Regions from separate parts of the Homo sapiens genome. Here region 2 is linked to region 1. The links are chromatin loops, found by intact Hi-C in ENCODE. Cell type or tissue: gastrocnemius medialis. All regions are shown on one strand. Links, peaks and the distances in the headings refer to the core of each region. The heading gives the core; the rest is flanking DNA. Region 1 has its middle 50 kb from the start of LINC01358. Region 2 overlaps FGGY (FGGY carbohydrate kinase domain containing).

Region 1 (10,948 bases), core at 1,181-9,180:
TCCTGGCTCTGCTGTTAACTCCCACGTGTCTGTACATGTCACAACTTCTGTCTCTGGCTCTAGTTTCTCTGTACACACAGTGAAGCGGTAAGGAGGAAGACACACAAACAAACACGCACACACACACACACACACACACACACACACTGCTCTTTATTGCTTGTCTTCTCTGGGCCAGGCATATCACATATATTATTTCATGCTAAAAATCACAACAATCCTAAGAAGTCAGTATTATTATTATTATACTTACAGGTATAATTTAGTAAGTGGGAAGAGGCAGAAGAATATTGGAACTCAGACCTGACTCTAGCTATTAAGCTGCAATTGCTTAGGCTTTTGCTGTAGACTGAATGTCTGTGTCCCTCCAAAATCCATGTGTTAAAACCTAACTCCAAGGTAATGGTATCAGGAGGTGGGGTCTTTGGGAGGTAGTTAGGTCAAGAGGGCATGACCCTCATGAGGGAATAATCCTCATGAGTGGGATTAGTGCCCTTATAAAAAAGACCCCAGAGAGGTCCCTTATCCCTTCCATCATGTGAGGATACAGCAAGAAGATGGCGGTCCATAAACCAGGAAGTGGGCCCTCACCAGACACTGAGTCTGCTGGCAACTTGGTCTTAGACTTTCCAGCCTTCAGAACTGTGAGAAATAATTTTCTGTTGTTTATAAGCCACCTAGCCTATGGTATTTTTGTTATAGCAGCTGAACTAAGGCAGCTTGCTAAGCATCATTCCAAGACTGCAATTCCCTGATTTTAGAGACTGTAGGAACTATTCAGTCTGGCTTCCTAGGGAAGTCACTCCATCCCCTCAATTATTTGGTGTGAATTGTAGACAATCTCTCTTTTCCTCCAGTGCCTATGTCATGGGTTTTATTCCAGCTATGAAGACTCTCTGGCAAAGGGAAAACACAATGGCAGATTGGCATTCAAGTGACAGAAACTGTCCAGGGCAATTATCCATTCCATCATCTTGCCCCTGGAGGCAGACCAGACTAAACACAGGAACAGTGCTTTAGAGGAGGGTGAAAAGCCTTCGTAGGGTGACCCCACTGGCCTTGAAAGAAGCCTGAGTCTTCAGGGATCAGCCTTGTCCTCTGGCATCAGCCTTGAGACCGTTCTCTGGAAATGCTTTTCCATGTCAGTGCATAGGGCAGACAGGTGATGTGGTCTCAGGAAGAAACACTAAACCAGGAGTCAAGAGAGCTGGCCCTGTCCTGAAGCTCCCTCTGATTCTCCACGTGACTTTAGGCAAATTGAGTCCCACATTATTACAAAGAAAAGGTGGTGTAGGGTAACAGGCAGCTTAGAGTTTGGGAATAAAGCATCTGGGTTTAGATACTGGTTCTGCCACTTATCAGGGGGATATGAGATGTGGCCTTTCAGCCAAGCCACTTAGCATCTAAGCTGGAGTTCCTCAGCTCTAAACTTAAGTCTGGACTGGAAGACCAAGCATTAGGCTTCGCTGCTTACTAGCTGTGAGGCAGTGAGGCAGTAACTTAGCTTCTCTGGGCGTCAGCTTCCTCATCTGTAAAATGCATAGCATAATAAAGGCTATTGTGAGAATTAAAGATCATGTATACAAAGTGTCTCACAGAGCGTGGGCCCTCAGTACCTTCTAGGACCAACCCATTGTCCCTCTCCACTCAACGTGGATCAAACTGTCCAAGAAATGCTTCAGAACTCCACATCATTTAGAAAGGTGGTCTGTTAGGAGCCAGACTATGTTCAGAGACTAGTTTGCAAATTCCATCTCTATGAGCTAACTCATTCAAGACTAGCAATGGAGGTGTACAGCTGGGTTCCATGCCCACTCAGTGGGTTGTACAGAGTTCTGTATCACTTTGGACGTTCCACAGAAGAAGTAGGTGTGGATATAACAGGGCAGTTCAACAATGGTGAGGCCTAAATGGACAATGGGACTTCCTATTTATAAAAAGCAGAAATCAGGTCATTCTGAGTCCAGCAATTGGGTGGCTTCCTCCAGGTCAAGATCCCAAGTCTGGGCTTTGGCATACTCAAACAGAAAGAAAAGATGGGTTCCCTCCATTCCTTTCTGGTTTAATTTTATTTTCCTTTGTGTACCTGACTCAAGCAGAGAAAAACACGATGGCATTCAAAAGTTATGTCTATCATTGTTAACATTCTCAGCTGAGACCCAGAGAGGTCAGAGAAGGAACAAATACTTACCAGATGCTCCCTTCTAAAGAGGTAGGCAGATGACATGTGCTGGCAGTAAGGAAAGTAGATACTATCCCTCCCCTCAGAAAGCATAGACTCAAGGGCAAATTCAGGTGAATTGTATGGATGATTCTAAGACATTCTTGTGTTGAGACATTACTGTATCCAGTGGATTTATGTCAGGGCTTGCATTGCCTTCTCGTCTGCAGGAGAGCCGACCCCTTGTCCAGGTGTCCAATCATGCTTCAGGATGTCACAGGGGCTCTGATTAGCTGTTTGGGTGGGGTCCTATCAGGGTGCAAATGATGAAAAGGATCACTTCCTTCTGGGGTCAGGAATTGCATGGATAATTGCATGCACCCTGATAAGACCCCACCTGAACAGCTAATCGGAGCCCCTCTGACACCCTGAAGCATGATTGGACACTTGGACAAGGGTCTGCTCTCCTTCTGAAGACAAGAAGCCAATGCAAGCCCTGATATAAATCCACTGGATACAAAAACGTCTCAACACAAGAATGTGTTAGAATCATCCTTACAATTCACTAGCCTGGGAATAGTGCAAACCAAAACCAGACAAGAACTCTGACCTCAAAGAACATCCACTCTAATGGAGAGAAAAAAAGACATCTGAATGAATGCCCATGGTAATTTAGCATAAATTAAGTGATGTGGAAAAAAAATAAAATGGGAATGAGAATGAATGTTTGTTGGTGGCGGAGGAGGACTGCTTTCCCTAGAGTGTTTAGGGAAAGTCTCTCTGAAGAGGTGACACAGAGTGAGACCTGAATGATGAGAAGCAGGCAACCATGGGGAGATCTGGGGACACTCTGCAGGCAGGAGGAACTGCAAAGGTCCTGGGACAGGCATCAGCTGGTGTATTCAAGAGACAGAAATCAGGCCATCATGGCTAGAATGGAGGGAGCCATGGGGTATATATTTAGTAGAAGACCCAGAAGGGCCCATTCACATGCTTCAGAGAATGTAGCTTTTCCTGTGTGAAGAGGATTTAAGGACAGAATGTGGAATAAGGCAGAGGTTTTACTGTCAGAGTTAAAAGGGTAGCTTTCCTGGGAGAGTCAGCTTGATGTAAAGGGGATATCCCCACTCTGCCTCTTCCCAACTGTGTGAACTTGGGCAAGTGATTTAATCTCTCTGGACCTCACCCTCCTCCTGCATACAGTGGAGATGATGATATCTGCCTCACAGACCAGAAGTGAGACTAGACAATAAGCACTGGCTCATCCCCTTCTCCTGGTAGATAGTTAAAAAAAAAAAAAAATCACCCTGGGGACCATGGGGCATCTGGCATGCTCTTGAAGCTAGTCACTAGCAAGGTTTTGACAACTTATTTCTTAACAAATAGATCATCATCTGTCCATCTCAATGAATGGTATACTGTTCAAGCAGTACCCGTACCTCTTCAGGATCTGCACAGTTAAAACTACTGGGCTGCCCTCAGGTGATGTAGGTCCATCCAAGGACCACACTTTGATTAGCAAGGATTTAGAGCCAAGGGGCTTCCATAGCACAGACAATATTGGATCCACCACCAAAAGGTTACAAATCAACAGTATGCTTTTAGTAGTTTATTACTGAATTCATTAGATAAATAAATGTTCCTACAGTGCCTACTATGCACTAGACATCATTCTGGGAAGTAGGATTTCAGTGGCAAACATTGATCAGGGCTTGTTCTCAAACAACACTTATCCTGTAGCAGACAGCCAATTAAACAAGCAATTAAGATCATCTAAGTGCAGAGCCTGGGGGTGTCCAGTGTGTTAGCTTGAGAACGTCAGGGAAGATCTCCTAGATGAAGTGACACTAAGGTGGAGAGCTGGCCCTGAGGAGGTGTGCAGGCAGAGGGAACAGCATCACCAGGGGCCAAGGCCACCCAGCCAGTCAGAGGCACAACCCTGATTTAAATCAGGTCTCTTATCTAAAGACTTGCTCTTACTAGTATCTTCCATGCTGTATGAATCAAGTCTTGCAAAAGAGCAGCTGCTAGCTGTCCTTCCCCAGCGATGTCAGAGCAGCCACTCCCGACTGGAAAGATATCTGTTCTGAGCAGAGGTCTCGGCATCACCTGACAGGCATGGCCATTACGAAATTTGCCTCCACACCAGACATGTGGCACCACAAACACCATCCAGGCATTGCTTCAAACAACCTTCCTCCCAAAGACTCCTGACTGGGAAATGTGATTGCCCTCTGATTGCTGCTAATAATAGCCTTATTTTTTTTAAGCAACAATGAACTTTGAAACTTGGGTGATGGTAGCTGGTCACATCAGCTTGGGTGAAGTTCATCAGAAAGTAAAAGTCCAGCGACCTAGAAGTTTCCAGGACTCTCTAAGAGGGAAAGATACAGAAATTCACCTGAAACAAGGACCCTCTATGTGGCAGACAGTGTACACGCCTTATTTACATTAAGTAGAGGTGACACAGACCTGGCATGAAACTTCGAATGTAGCTGTGTGACTTTGGGCAAGTCACTTAACATCTATCAATCTCAGTTTCCTCATCTATTAAATGGGAGATGGATTCCTACCTTACCTGTCTTATGTGTGATGATGTTCATAAAATGCTAAGCTCAGTGAGTGGTACATTGTCAGCACTCAGTAAGTGAGGATGGGAAATAGTCTTATTACACCCCAGAGAGGTAAGAACAGATGAGGAGACAGATGCAAAAAGGTTAAGCGATTTCTCTAGTCTCCAAAGCAGGTAAATGATAATTCAGATTTGAAGTCAAGTCTACCTTCAAATCCTAGAATCTTTCTTCAGTTCTTCATGTTCTGTTTCTTTTAGAATTATACCCTTTGCCATCTGACTTTGCTGTGCCTCCCCCTAGAGTGGGCAAATGTGTCTTCCTGTGCAGTGATATTGGGCTTGACCATTGACTTGCCCTGGGCAAAGTTATGGGGGTGGAAACAACAGCATGACAGTTCTGGGCTGAGACCTCAAGAAGCTTGATCTGTTTCTACTTATCTCTTGCTTCTGCTCCTGTCTCATGTCTCATTTACCACCATGAAAAGGGCAAGTCTGAGGTTCTTTCAGCCTGGCCCCCAGAATGAGACAAAAGAAGCAGACTCAAACTGACCCAAAGCCCTGGGCCTGCACCTTGAACCTGAGGTATCCAGCCAACTCTCAGTGAGAAAAATAAATGCTTGTAGTTGTAAGCAACTGAGTTTCGTGTGGTTTGTTACCCAGCATGATGGTGGCAATATCTGACTAATACACTGTCATAAAAAAGTACAGCCTAGCCAGGCCAGCACTGCAAGTATTTATTGAGTACCTGCTGTGTGTGACGGAAGTAAAACAGAATTTAAAATTATTTCTACCCATGAAGATGGTTTTATCATTCTTCCTATCTCTTTTGCCAAACATTGTCATGACATAGAGTGGAAAACCACAAATCTTTATTTTATTTTTTAAAAATGAAATAAATGTTTATATGTATTTATATTGTTGAAGAGAAAAGCATAGCTTCATTAAAAGATAACGAGCAATATTGAGGCACATATTTTCTAGGAACTCAGCAGTGGATATTAGATTAGCCTACTGAGAATTTGTAAGAGTTGGCTAGTCCTTAAGGGATGGGAAGGATTTAAAGAGGCTGGACATAGCCCTCCAGCCAAATCACACAGCTTTCACCTTCAGGTTTATTTGCTGGGGTGGAGAAGAATGTGACAGACCTGAGTTCAAATCTTCAGGCTGCCAGTTTCTAGCTGTGGGACCTTGAGCAAGTCATCCATCCCTGACCTTCAGATGAGCTCCCCTAGGTTTCTTTCCTGTACCTGGAAGGGCCCCCTCCAGACCTTTGTATGCCTGTAAAGTCCTACTTGACTCCTTCTCCCCCAAGAACTAAGGCTTCTCCCTCTTTTGTCCCAGCCACACCGGACTGAAATGATCTGGGCCCAAGGGTCCTCTGGGATTCTTTTCCATGCATGTGTCTTTTTCTCTTTTTTCTTGGAGGAGAACCACAGCTTTATTAATAACACTTTAAAAATTTTTATACACATACAAATGTATAATTCAAATATGACAAATATAAAAATTAGTTAATTCTAGGTGGTGGAACAAATGGTAATTTGTCAAGTTGTCTGTGCTTTGTTTTTAATATTTTTGAAACTACATGTTTACTGTAAAATAAAGCCAACTATTATATTCATTTAGAAAACAATATTCCTCTTCCTCATTCTCTCACCTGATTATCACTTTTGTTTGTTTGTTTGTTGTTTGCTTTAATTTTTTAATTTTTTTATCTTTTAAGTTCTGGGGTATAAGTGCAGGATGTGCAGGTTTGTTGCATAAGTAAATGTGTATCACAGTGGTTTGTGGTACCTATCAACCCTTCACCTAGGTGTTAACCCTAGCATGCATTAGCTCTTTTCTCTAATGCTTTCCCCACTCCCCTCCCCCAACAGGCCCCAGTGTGTGTTGTTCCCCTCCCTGTGTCCATGTGTTCTCATTGTTCAGCTCCCACTTATGAGTGAGAACATGTGGTGTTTGGTTTTCTGTTCCTGTGTTAGTTTGCTGAGGATAATGGCTTCCAGCTTCATCCATGTCCCTGCAAAGGACATAATCTCATTCCTTTTTATGGCTGCATAGTATTCCATGGTGTATATGTACCATATTTTCTTTATCTAGTCTATCATTGATGGGCATTTGGGCTGACTTTTTTCTACAGCAGCCACTGAGCTAGCTCAGAATGGGGCAGCCCCTTTAGCAACCCAGGATGCCCAGTGCCAATCTCAGTGCCTGGCATGGAATAGACTGTCAGTAAATAGTTGCTGACTTGAACTAAACTGAATGGAATTGCTCCAAATATTCACCAGGAATAAATTATTTTAAAGTACAATTTTGACATTGTTTTTAAAAACGATCTTAGAGCTAAATACATAACTAAAAAAAAAAATACATGCTGAAAAACACATCCACACAAACAAACATGTATGCAAACAAACATTTGCCAAACACAACTCTAGGAGGCTTTTGCAGACTTGTCTGCCATTTAAGGCCTGTAATTTCCCTCTTGGCTGACACTGGCTTTGGCCTGGGCCATGTTTCACAGACTCCTGGCAGGCAGCCTCGTTGGGCTTTGCTTAGCTTTTTTTTTTTTTTTTTTTTCTTTCATCAGACTTGAAACTGAAGCGACAGGACTTTCTGAAACCTTCTGTCAGCTGTAGCTGCCACGCTTCATGTAACCTCCTTACCCCTCCCAGGTTCTGTGGCTTTATAAATGTGTCTAGAGGTCCAGGAACAAGGTAGTAAACAGTGGATTCCTTCTAGAAGGAATAAAGAGGGTTCAGGAGGCACCACCCAGTCTGGGGACTGCCTGTGAACCAGGCCAGGCCCCTACTCCCCCAGAGCAGATTAGATCTGATGGTCTGGACTGCTGGCCAACTTTCAGCATGAAAAAGGTAGAGATACTGGAGAGGAAGTAAAGGAACATGAAAACAAAACCAAATGAACTCTGTTGTGCTGCTGACATGGGTAAAACTTGTATGAACCTAACTGCTGGAGGAAAGTGGGGGCAGCTGGTTTATTCTACGGAGTTCTAGTGTGAGATGCAGCTCATGTTTCTATGCCAATTTCTAATGAGCAAGCTACCCCACTTCTCTGAGCCTCATTTCCTTATCCATGAACTGGATAATATCTACCTTGCAGGGCCAATGTGAGGTTGAATGAATTCATGTTTGTAAGGAGATAAGCGCTTCATAGAAGGTTAATAAATAATAGTTTTTTTTATGGTAAAAGAGCCCCCAATCACAAAACTAGAAGACCCCATTAGAGGGATCCAGTTCCCACTCCTCCCTACACCACTTAAAGTGTAGCCTTCTCCATAGTTGCCTCTCCCAGCCCACGCTCATAGGCTCCCCCAGGGAGCCTGCTGCATCCTGGGGAAATTCTCGCTACTAGAAAGTTTTTCCTTGGGCTGAATCAAAATTGATGTCTCTGCAGCTTTCACCTATTGGGCCTTCCCCCTCAAGAACACTGAAAACAAGTCTATACCCTCCACCTCTCTGCAGTCTTCAGCATAGAGGACAGCTCTCAAGCCCTCTTTGAGGTGTCAACAGAAGTCTTGAGGCTTTAGTTAGGTATATACACATACAATATACATATATACTATATATATACACACATATATATACATATATATGTATGTATATTGTATGTGTATATGTGTATGTATATATCTATATATGTATGTGTATATGTATCCCATACATACGAAGAAAGAGAGAGTGTAAGGTATATTTATATACACTCATATGTAAGTATGTAGAGGCAACTACAAGGGCCTCTGTAGGCAAATACATGTGTACCTATCCAGGACTTGCGAGGTCCAGGAGGGCTTCTTAGAGGAGGTAATGTTTAACCTGAGTAGGCAGTGTAAAGTGCATGTGCAGTCCCACAGCTAATAGTGAGGAACCCAGCCTCAGGAGCATGCCCCTCTGCTGTAGCAGTGGGTGACAGTTGGCATCAACAAAGTGTGTGAAGCTAGATATCATTATTGTCCATTTGTAATTGTTTGTTATTATCCAAATTAACCTTTCTAGGCCCAGTTTCCTCAGTAGCCTTGGCCCATTCTTCTGACAGCATGTTTCTTGATTTGCCTCTGTAATAAACAGGGAGACCTGGGTTTGAGTCAGGCTCTGTCACTCACAAGCTGGGCAGCCACTCCTCTGGGCCTTGGTTTCCACATTGCGAGATGAGAACCTACTGCCCAGGTTGCTGGTGGATTGAATGAGGCATCTTTGGAAGGTGGCCCAGCACATGGCAGATGTTTGGCAGAAGCTTACTTTCTTTTCTAGTTTGACAAGATGATGCCGGCTGATCTGATATTAGATATTAATAGTTGATGATGGCATAATGTGTTATACCTTCTGAGCCATTTGCATTTGCCTAGAGAGTACCAGCCAGCTTAGTGATATGTCGTTGCCCAGTAAGCTTAGAACCCTGGGAGTGAGTGAGCACTGAGGCCAAGGAACTCACCCTAGAGAGGAGGAGAGGGTCTCAGGGGCTGACTGCGATAGATGCTACAACAAAGTTTGGGGCACACAAAAGGAAGGAGGAATTTCATTCAAAGTGGAGTGATTGGCAGAGGCTTCATGATGGAGGTGGCAGATGTCTCTGATGGTGGCCATGCCATAATCTCAAATAGAAACTATTGCATCAGTCTCCTAAATATCTTCCCTGGGCTGCACTCACTCTCTAGAACCTGCTCTGCTCATGAAAGATAAAACGATCTTTCTAAAATTACAAATCAGATAATGGCACTTCCCAGCCCCCAAATCTGCCATGACTTGTCTTTGTTCTTGCAATAAAATCACAACCTCCCCACCCCCATGGCCCCTGAGGCCACCTGTGATGGAGCCTGCTTCCTCTGCAGCTCTGCAGTCAAATAGGCAGGGCCTATGGGAGAAGTGCCCACATGGGACCTCTGCCTGTCTTCTTGGAAGGCACCAAGATACCAGGGGGCAAGGAGAGGGGCAGATTTGTGTTCTGCTCTTGGCGAGGGTGGAGTGTCTCTAAGGTACTTTGCAGACCCTCCGTGGAAGTACTGATCAGAATCATGGCAGGAAACAAGTCTTACACAGAAGGGCTTAGTTGAAAAGAATTTAGTAACAGGATTGTGTTTAGAGGTCAGGGCAAGGTGAAGGAAGCCAGCAAGAGAAGTTGATGCACTCCCAAGCTAGCAACAGTGGAAGGCCCGTACCTCTCTAAGGGGGAAGGGGAAGTGAAGGAATGTGTTCTGGGATGGCTGAGAGAGCTGGAGCTAAGAAAGAGAACCTGCCCACCCCTGCCCCGGGAGTTACCACCATACTGGTCACAGCCAATGCAGGGACTGCAGCAAGAAAGGAGTTCAGGAAGGAGGGAGGCATAGACCCCTGGGTTCTCTCTCCTCCCAGCCTCCTATCTCCCACCAAAGCTTCCCTTTGACCAAATCTAGCTAGAAGTTAGTGGATAAGGGAGTCTGAGTGATGTATTATAGTTCTTAGGCATTAGCTCTCTAGGGCTCAAGGCCTGCAAAGAAGGGCAGTAAAATGGATTGAATAGGAAGGACCACAAAAAGGAATTAACAACACAGCACATGTCCAAGCATCCTGCAAGGAGAATAGGAATCACTAACCCTGAGTGGGTAAACTCTTCCCCAAGAAAGAGAATGCCATTTAAGGGGAGAAGTGAGCCTGGCTGACAGGTAGCTTTCCCAGCCAGGCTGCCGTGTTCACATAGCATCCAGGTCCTGTGTTCAGTGCATCTGCCAGAATATTCCACCCAGCCACAGATATTTCATACTTTGGCCCACACAGAGTTGTGGAGGGCAAAGGAGTTGTTCTCTAATGCTGGACTTTGCCCATTTTCCCCAGGACCAAGATGTGGGCAGGTGTTCTGGGTGCCACCACTAGAGAGGCAGAGATTATTGAGATCCAATAATAAAAATAGTGAGAACAGTAACAGTGGTAACAATAATACAGGATATTATTGTTATCACTGTAACAGTCACATGAATTAAGCTTTTCCTATGTGCCCAGGAGTGTGTTCATTCTATTAAGTTATGCAATCTTCTCCCAAACCCTAGGAAGTGGTGGCTATTATTAATCCTATTTAAAAGATGAGACCAAGGCCCAGAGTGGGTAAGTAGCTTGCTGAGCCCCCTCAGAGTGGATGGAGAAGTCAAACCCAGGTCTGCTGCCTGCAAAGGTAGGCTCTTAGCCACCATGCCAGACTGTCCTCAAAGACACCTGGAGCCCATAGAC
Region 2 (8,000 bases), core at 1-8,000, 720 kb before region 1:
GTAGGGCCGTGTAGAGGTGGGCCTCACCAAGATGAGTTTCCCAAAGGAGCTTTATAGAGATGGGTTTCAGTATTTACAGTGAACAGACCACAGAGTCAGAAAATCTGGGTTTGTATCTGAGCTTCACCTTTTACCAGCTATGTAAGCTTGGGAAAGCGCGTGGCCTCTTGGTGATTCAGGTTCCTTGTGTGCAAAGTACAACTAATATCAGGATCTCATGGGACCGTTGTGAGGACTAAGTGAGCCAATAACCACAAAGTGCTTAAATGGCAGCTGGGGCATACTAAATGAATCCCCTCTATCACTTTTAGGGGCCCCTTGAAGACAGGAGTCCCAGCACCCCACCATACTATAATATGTTGGAACCTCACTAAAGCCTGTTGTTTCCTAGTCATTGAAACACTTGCTTCAATTTCCATTTTAGGATTTTCTATAAATTTCTCCTCCAGCCTCTGTAGTGGTTAGTCAGTTTACTGAGATGAAGACAACTGCTGTAGTCCAATTATCCAAACCAGTCTGGTTTGTCAAGATCCCTCTTCATCAGAGACACTGACAGGTGAAACTGAAAGGGCCAACTTGGTAGGAATTTCACTGCCGTCAACTCTATCCAACACACAGGCTCCTCTAGGCCCAGGTGTCAGGGAGGGGTTGGGGAGGGAGGAGGGAGTAGATTTTGAGCTGGTAGAAAGTGGCTTGCTCCCCATCTCTCAATGACATTGCTTCAGAAGGTGCTTTCTCCATCCTGAAATTCTCAAATGTGTGATTTTATAACACCCTATACACAAATGAACTGTAGTGAAAGAGGATAGCACTTTAGGGGCATTTAAAGAGTATTCCCTTCTATTTTAGAGACTCTTCAAAACTGTGAGAGATAAGTAATAAACTTTTATTATTACTCACAGGCTGAACTAATTTAAAAGCTATTTTTCTTAAGCAGAAAGCAGTATTATCTAAGAAGGACTTAACGTTTTTTTTTTTAAAGTGAGACTATCAGCTTGCAACATTTTTTTAAAAGACAGTTAAAGGATAAGGGAATACTGAGCAAAAAGTACTCCCAAGACTGCTGATCAAATTCCTAATTGATCTGTTTGTGGTTAACAACCCCTACCTGTAATCAACTGTGGTCCTATCTATCCAACTTTCTTTTTCACTACTCCTGAACTGGGACCCTTCCCAGGAGTTAACGTTGATCTCCGTTCTGTCTGTATCTGTTTCTTTGCTCTCACCAGCACCTTTATCTAAAAATCCCTCTTCCTGCTGCTTCTCTGCCTGTCCTAAATTAATGTTTCCACTCCAGCCCATTTCAAGCCCCATTTCTTACACAAAGCCAGGCTACTCTTTCCTGCTGGTAGTCACTACCAGAGAGTAGATTATGCAACAGCACTCTCTGGTTTCAGGTCACTTTATATATACTTCTCTAACCCAACTGTCTGTTCCTGGAAGATAGGGTACCTGGCCTTTCTCCCCAACCTTTTAAAAAAATGTCTAGGCCAGACGAGGTGGCTCACGCCTATCATCCCAGCACTTTGGGAGGCCGAGGTGGGCAGATCACCTGAGGTCAGGAGTTCGAGACCAGCCTGGCCAATATGGTGAAATCCTGTCTCTACTAAAAATACAAAAATCAGCCAGGTGTGGTGGCAGGTGCCTGTAATCCCAGCTACTTGGGAGGCTGAGGTAGGAGAATCACTTGAACCAGGGAGGTGGAGGTTGCAGTGAGCCAAGATTGCGCCACTGCACTCCAGCCTAGGCGACAGAGTGAGACTCCATCTCAAAAAAAAAAAAAAAATTCTAAAAAACACTTGGTCTTATACTACATATGGTCCAGTTCTTGGACGTCCCCAAGTGGAAAGAGCATATGCTTGGGGAGAGAAAAACCTGCATTCAAATTCCAGGTTGAATATGAACGTTCGGTATGAACTTGGGTAAATTCCTTTACTTTTTTGATTCTGCTTTGTCATCTGTAAAAAATGAACACAATAAACTTTCCACATAAACCTGTTCTGAGAATTAGGTGAATAAGGCTGAATATTGTTTCTGTAAGGTCATTTCTACAAGACCAGGGCAATATGAATTATGTATGTAGTTTTCTTACTATCTGCTTTGAAACTGACAAAAAGATTAGAAAACTTTGAGGAACAGATATAAGTCCCATAAACAGGTTCTAGGACATACAGACTTAAGCTGCTAAGACCACTACTTAATTGCAGTGTGACTTTGGGTAAATCACTTGCCCTCTCTGAGCCTCCATTTCCTCATTTTTCATGTGAGAATAATCACATATCTATTATAGTTACTTACCTAGAATAGTGAATGGTCCAGGGCTCTGGCTCAAGAAAGAGGAGTTCCTATTCCTTCTGACTAGACACTATCTTGTAGTGTGCTTGGCTATGACTTGTACTTGAATCTTGTCTCCTCAGAGAGGGGGTAAGCTACCTGAGGCTCCTGGCCTCAATGCCAAACTCAGCTGGGTGTATAGGCAGTATTCATCAAAGATGCTTAGGTCAATTTATTGTCTTTTGAGCTTTAGTCCAAGTGAACGTCTCTCCATGATAACCAGCCATCCCTTCTCCAGTTGGCTTGGCTCACTCCAACAGGGAGAGGAGGAGAAGTGAATTCTCTATAAGGACTACCTTTTCTTTTAGTAGTTAAAAGCAATGATATCAGTCAGAGTCCAGTCAGGTAGCTGGACTACCAGTCAAGTTAGCTAGGTAGCCCAAAGACCTACTCTAGGTCTTTGAACAGGAGGAATTAAATATAAGAAATTAGTTTCAGCCAGACGTGGTGGCTCACGCCTGTAATCCCAGCACTTTAGGAGGCCGAGGTGGGTGGATCACGAGGTCAGGAGATCGAGGTCATCCTGGCTAACACGGTGAAACACCATCTCTACTTAAAAAAAAAAAAAAAATAGCCAGGTGTGGTGGTGGGTACCTGTAGTCCCAGCTACTCGGGAGGCTGAGGCAGGAGAATGGCGTGAACCCAGGAGGCAGAGCTTGCAGTGAGCCGAGATTGTGCCACTGCACTCCAGCCTGGGCGACAGAGTGAGACTGTGTCTCAAAAAAAAAAAAGAAATTAGTTTCATTAGTGACAGAAGAGACCTAGAAGCCCAACAGGTTGTTGAAGCCACACAGAGGTTACCGACAGCAGACAGATGCTACCCCTCTTAGGAATCAAGGGATGACAGGAGGCAGTGGTGTGACTAGAGCCAGGAACAGGGAATGTCAGTATAGAACGGAAACCAAAGAAAAGCTGAGTGGCCAGAACTGGGATCTGAGAGAGGCTGGGAGCTGGAATCAGACAGAAAATGCAGCTGCTGCTGTAGTGAAGGGGAGAAATGACCTGACTTCTGCCTGCACATCAGTCATTCTCCCACCATTACCTCCCAATGGCCAAGCCTGCTCAGAGGCCAGGTGCAAGAGAGCCTAGGAAGTGTAACACACAGCAGAGCAGGGGAAGGAGCACTCTCTGAGAGCAAACAGGCAAAGGACCAGCCCAGCCACCTTTCAGTAATATATGTAAAGCATTAATACAGCATGTGACTTATAGTCAGCTAATAGTAATGATAGATATCATCATAAATATTGCTATAATTTTGTATACCTCTCATTGAGAGTTTATTCATACTAGCAACTGTGCCAAATACTTCTTGCATATCATCTCATTTAATTTTCACAACAATTGCATGAGGTATGTGTTCTTAATAGTCTTATTTTTATACAAATGAGTAAGCAGGCTTAGAGAGGTAAAGGGACTAATCTAGTGCACAGCTACAGGATTGAAATACAGCTCGATTTATTACTTATAATATGAATCATACGGCTAATAGTAAAAGAGAGGGTACTAGATAAGCTGAATATGAAACTCCTCTCAATTTCTGGAGACCTATATTTCCAGGGCTGAGAGCCTAGAACACTCTGTGAGCATTAAGTTTGCCCTTAAAAAAGTAGAGATTAAAAAAAAATAATAGAGGATAGCAGACCATCTTTCAGGGAAAATATTTCATAGGGTAGCAATTGTCCAAATGGAGAAAAAAATACATCACTTAATGTGGTTTATAAAAGTCCACAGCGTTCTCTCTTAAAGGCAACAGGGTATTTTTGCTATGAGGATGCCAAGTTCAGCAGTCTCTGTGGCTTGCTGTTTACTGATATTTGATATGCTTCAACATCTGTTGCCCTTCTCGATTGACGGGTGCTTCATTTTAGCACTTCTCTGATGCCAGGCTTGTAAAAAGCTTTAGTACTGAGGTACTATGAGACACTCCTAGGTCAGTAACACAGCTTTGTTTGCAAAGCTGGCCAAGGGAAGGAATATTCATGGAAAAAGGTGAAGGGACATGCTATCTCTCTACCAAACTGGGTATTCTTGGTTCTATCACTGAGTCAAGTGACATCTCCAAAAAGCTATAAACCCAGCCTATCCTAGACCCGAAGTCAGGTTTCAATGTTATGATCTGGGCTCTCAGCAAGGTGGTATATAATGAATTCTGCCTTCTTCTATAAGAGTTCCATGGAAGGATTTCTAAGTTCATTTTTAAAGAAATAATGATTTTAGAATTTGGTATAAGGAAAAATGTGGTCTCTTTCAAAGAATTGGTATAATTCTTTGACTCCATATGACTTGACACTTTTCCCAGTTTTGCCTTGGTTGCCTGAAGTTCAGTCAAAGTAACCCCCTAGGGGATTGCTTGAACAGGTGTTTGAGGCTGCAGTGAGCCATGATTATGTCACTGCGCTCCAGCCTGGGCAATAGAGCGAGACCTCATTTAAAAAAAAATAATAATAACTGCCTAGTCCAGATCAGAGACCCATAGATAAGCCAGATCTGTCCCATAGATATTTGGTGTGGCACTCACCAATCCAGAATTAAAACAATCTGATTTTCAACATTCTTTGGCAGTACTTTGAATACAAATATTAATACTAATACTTTTCTAGTACTTTTCTCCTACCTGATACAGAATCAAATCACCTTGTCCTTTGCTGGTATCTTCCCATGTTTATATGTATATATATGTGTATTTTCCTCTTTTTACATCATTTCTAACTTATGAGTTTTATTCCAGTAACTATTTAGTCACTTATTGTAAGCTTTCTTAAATCCTTTATGGAAGCAGAGTATGAATGACAAATAAATTATTCTGTTCACTAATCAAAACTGCCAAGATCAGTGCAGCAGCTGCATTCCTACTGCATCCTAGGGCTAATGCTCCCTGGTGAGTCACTTGTGCCTGCTCTACCTGCCCCACCTGTCAAAGGGTCACCACAGCTGTAGGCTCTGCCCCACCATTCCCTCAAGCAGAAGGAAATAACTTCTTCCTCAGTAGTGAGAGAGAGGTCCGGACATCCTTGAGAAGCGTCTACCCTATTTCTAGCATGTGACATGCAAACCTAGCTATAGGTGCCCTCCAAAGCACAGGGCTGTGGGGGATACGCAGAGGGCAGGGCTGGAGCCAGACCACTTGAGTTTAAACCATCGTTCTGCCACTAACCATCTAGATGACCTTAGGCGAGATTTTCAATAGCTTGGTGCCTCAATTTCTTGCTTAATAGAGTGGCACAATGATGCCACCTACCTCATAGGGTTGTGGTGAAGATCAAATGAACACAGGGAATGATAATAGTACTTTTCTGCTGAATAGGCATTGTGCTAAATGTGCTTTCATTCACAGAATCTTTGCAGAAACTCAATGGGGTCAGTTAATATGGAACTGAGATCAGAGAAATTAAGTAGCTTGCCCAGCCAGGTGTGTTCACACAGCTAGCAAGCCGAGGAGATGGCATCACCGTGAGGTTCAGCAAGGTGACTTAGAGGGCTACTTTCTGCTGCTCCATTTGATTTCATCTTACCCAGCCTGTGATGGACTCAGCTCACTTACTCTTTCTACTCCTCACCCCACATACTTGGCAGGTAGTTGCTAACATATCATGAGACTGAGGATCCAGATGTTATTACTAATATTTACTATGTTGAGCTGAAATGGAGAGAGATTTGTCCTGGGTTGAGGCCCAAGCTCCTTCTTCCGCTTTCAGAGGAGGCACTATGCTGCAAAGATGAGGAGCATAGGCCTGGGGGGTCCCACGGTACCCTGAGTTCTAGCTCCGTCACCAGCCAAAGGTTGCCTCTTCTGGAAGACTTTCCCAGCCCTCTTAAGACAGTGGAAGTCACTCCTCAAATGCTCCATCATTCCATTGCAGAGTAATTGCAATGGAATCTTTCACAGGTGAGGCCTCTGAGACACAGAGAAACTAAGTAACTCACCCAAGGTAAGTGGCTGAGCCAAGATTTGAGTCCAAGGAAATAGTCTTTGCCATTACACCTTAGACTTTTTCATAACTGTATCCATCTGTGCCCAACCTCCCGCCACCAGTAGACTGGGAATTCCTTGGGTACCGACATTGTGTCTAATTCTTCCTTGCCCTGCTACTGTCTAAGGCTGTTCCCGTCACATGCAGGCTTGTGCTGATGAGCCTTGGCTTAAAAAATGAAATGGCCATCGAGGCCCCTACACATGACTTTTCCAGATCTAGTCCACTGTCATCTGTCAGCCCAACTATCACAGCCCACCCAATCTCCAGCAGCAGAGGAGAGCAGAAAATGCATCCTGGTATCACAGGAAGGACCTGAGTAAAAGGTGCATTAATGGGGGCAAAAACAAGCCAGCAGAGTGATTAATTTGGCTTCCCCTTCAATATTCTGTTTATACAAGTTCATTATATAGCACTTAATTACTAATTTGCCCTACTTAAACCAAGAGTGCTTTTAATTTTTAATGAGATAAGGGAAGAAGATGCCTTTACTTAGTAAGGAGCAGCTATTTTATTTCCTTCTCTTGTTTTGCCCAGCCAATTAATAACATTTCTAAGGAAATGCATCCCTCTCATGAATTCTTTCTCCCTATCTTCTTCCTGACCTCCCAGGTTTAAAAAGAGATGGCAACAGACAACAGCCACTTAGAAACAAACTGAATTCATCTCTGACCTGGCTGGCTGGGCTGGACAAGGCCTTGTAACGTGGAGTAACATCGTATTCACAAACAGTGCCATCTGATTTGGGGGGAGCTGGGTTTTATCTATTCCCAGGAATCATGCATAGCATATGTATACAGAACATAGTCATAGGTCTCCATATAAGGCAATCCCCCAACAACCCTGCTTTATTTCTTGGTGTTAATGTCAGATAATTTTAAGCACAGTCCTGGGATAGCCTACAAACAGTGAGGGGCATGGACTTTGGAGTAAGATCTGAATTTGAGTGCTGGCTCTCTCACTTGCTAGACCACAGGCACATTACTTAAACTTTCTGGCCCTGTTTCTTGTCTGTAAAGATGAAGTGAATAATCTAACTTGCAAGAATTAAATGTCATCTAAAGTACCTTAGCACAGTGCCAGGCTCAGGGTAGGTACAGAAAAATACTCGTTATTCTTCTCTTTAGCAGAAGTTAAGGTAGGAAAATCAAAACAAGGAAAGGGATTCCAGCGTTTTTATCATTACCTACAGAGCAAGGAATCTAGTTTAGTGCTATTCAAAGGGCCCATCTGTGGTGAAAGGAGTTGGCCCCAGGATGTAAGCCAGCACACCGGTTCCTTCATTGAGAACATCTTGCTATGAATAAAATGACAGCTGAACTAAACAGTACACTTGGTGACATAATTGATTTACATTCTGATGCAAGTTCCTTGTTTCATAGCAAATCTGAACAAACCATTTAGAGACTGCCCTCTAGTCTGCAGACCGCTCTGAATAGTCCAGGGTGGGTGACTCAGTTGAATGTCTCCAAGTGCTTCTGAAGATTCCTTCCCACCCTCCTCTGAGCTTAGAGATGTGGCCTTCTACAGAATACATCAACAGGTTCCCTTGCTCTCTGATTCTGATTCCAGCCAATGGTGAGGCAGGCAGGAGATTAGAGAGAGGGAGAATAGGGTTAACAGTGCAGCCCTTTTCTTCCAGGGTCACTGTGCAGTCTCCACACAGCCCTCTGTTCTGGGCATCCAGTAACTGCA

The links. Hi-C counts contacts between places; a loop is a spot of excess contacts. Peaks named below come from ENCODE experiments on the same cell type or tissue, not always from the same donor. Only the 100,000 strongest peaks of a DNase experiment are listed, where the experiment ranks them.
Region 2: a loop joins it to region 1, with 3 times the contacts of the local background. A loop is called at or near these places in 2 of 110 quality-filtered maps.

The regions. Positions count from the first base shown.
Region 1 is chr1:58,965,172-58,976,119 of GRCh38, reverse strand. No RefSeq gene overlaps it. Among named protein-coding and RNA genes, the nearest start is that of LINC01358, 50 kb to the left of the region's middle. RefSeq lists an enhancer at 7,379-7,538. In gastrocnemius medialis, for the core only: a CTCF peak has its summit at 7,192; DNase peaks (open chromatin) are centred at 4,259, 7,269 and 8,909; H3K27ac peaks cover 8,000 bases.
Region 2 is chr1:59,682,538-59,690,537 of GRCh38, reverse strand. All of the region lies in intron 14 of FGGY (FGGY carbohydrate kinase domain containing), which reads right to left. Among named protein-coding and RNA genes, the nearest start is that of MIR4711, 47 kb to the left of the region's middle. In gastrocnemius medialis, for the core only: no CTCF peak of the experiment used is centred there; DNase peaks (open chromatin) are centred at 620, 3,373, 4,147 and 7,657; H3K27ac peaks cover 8,000 bases.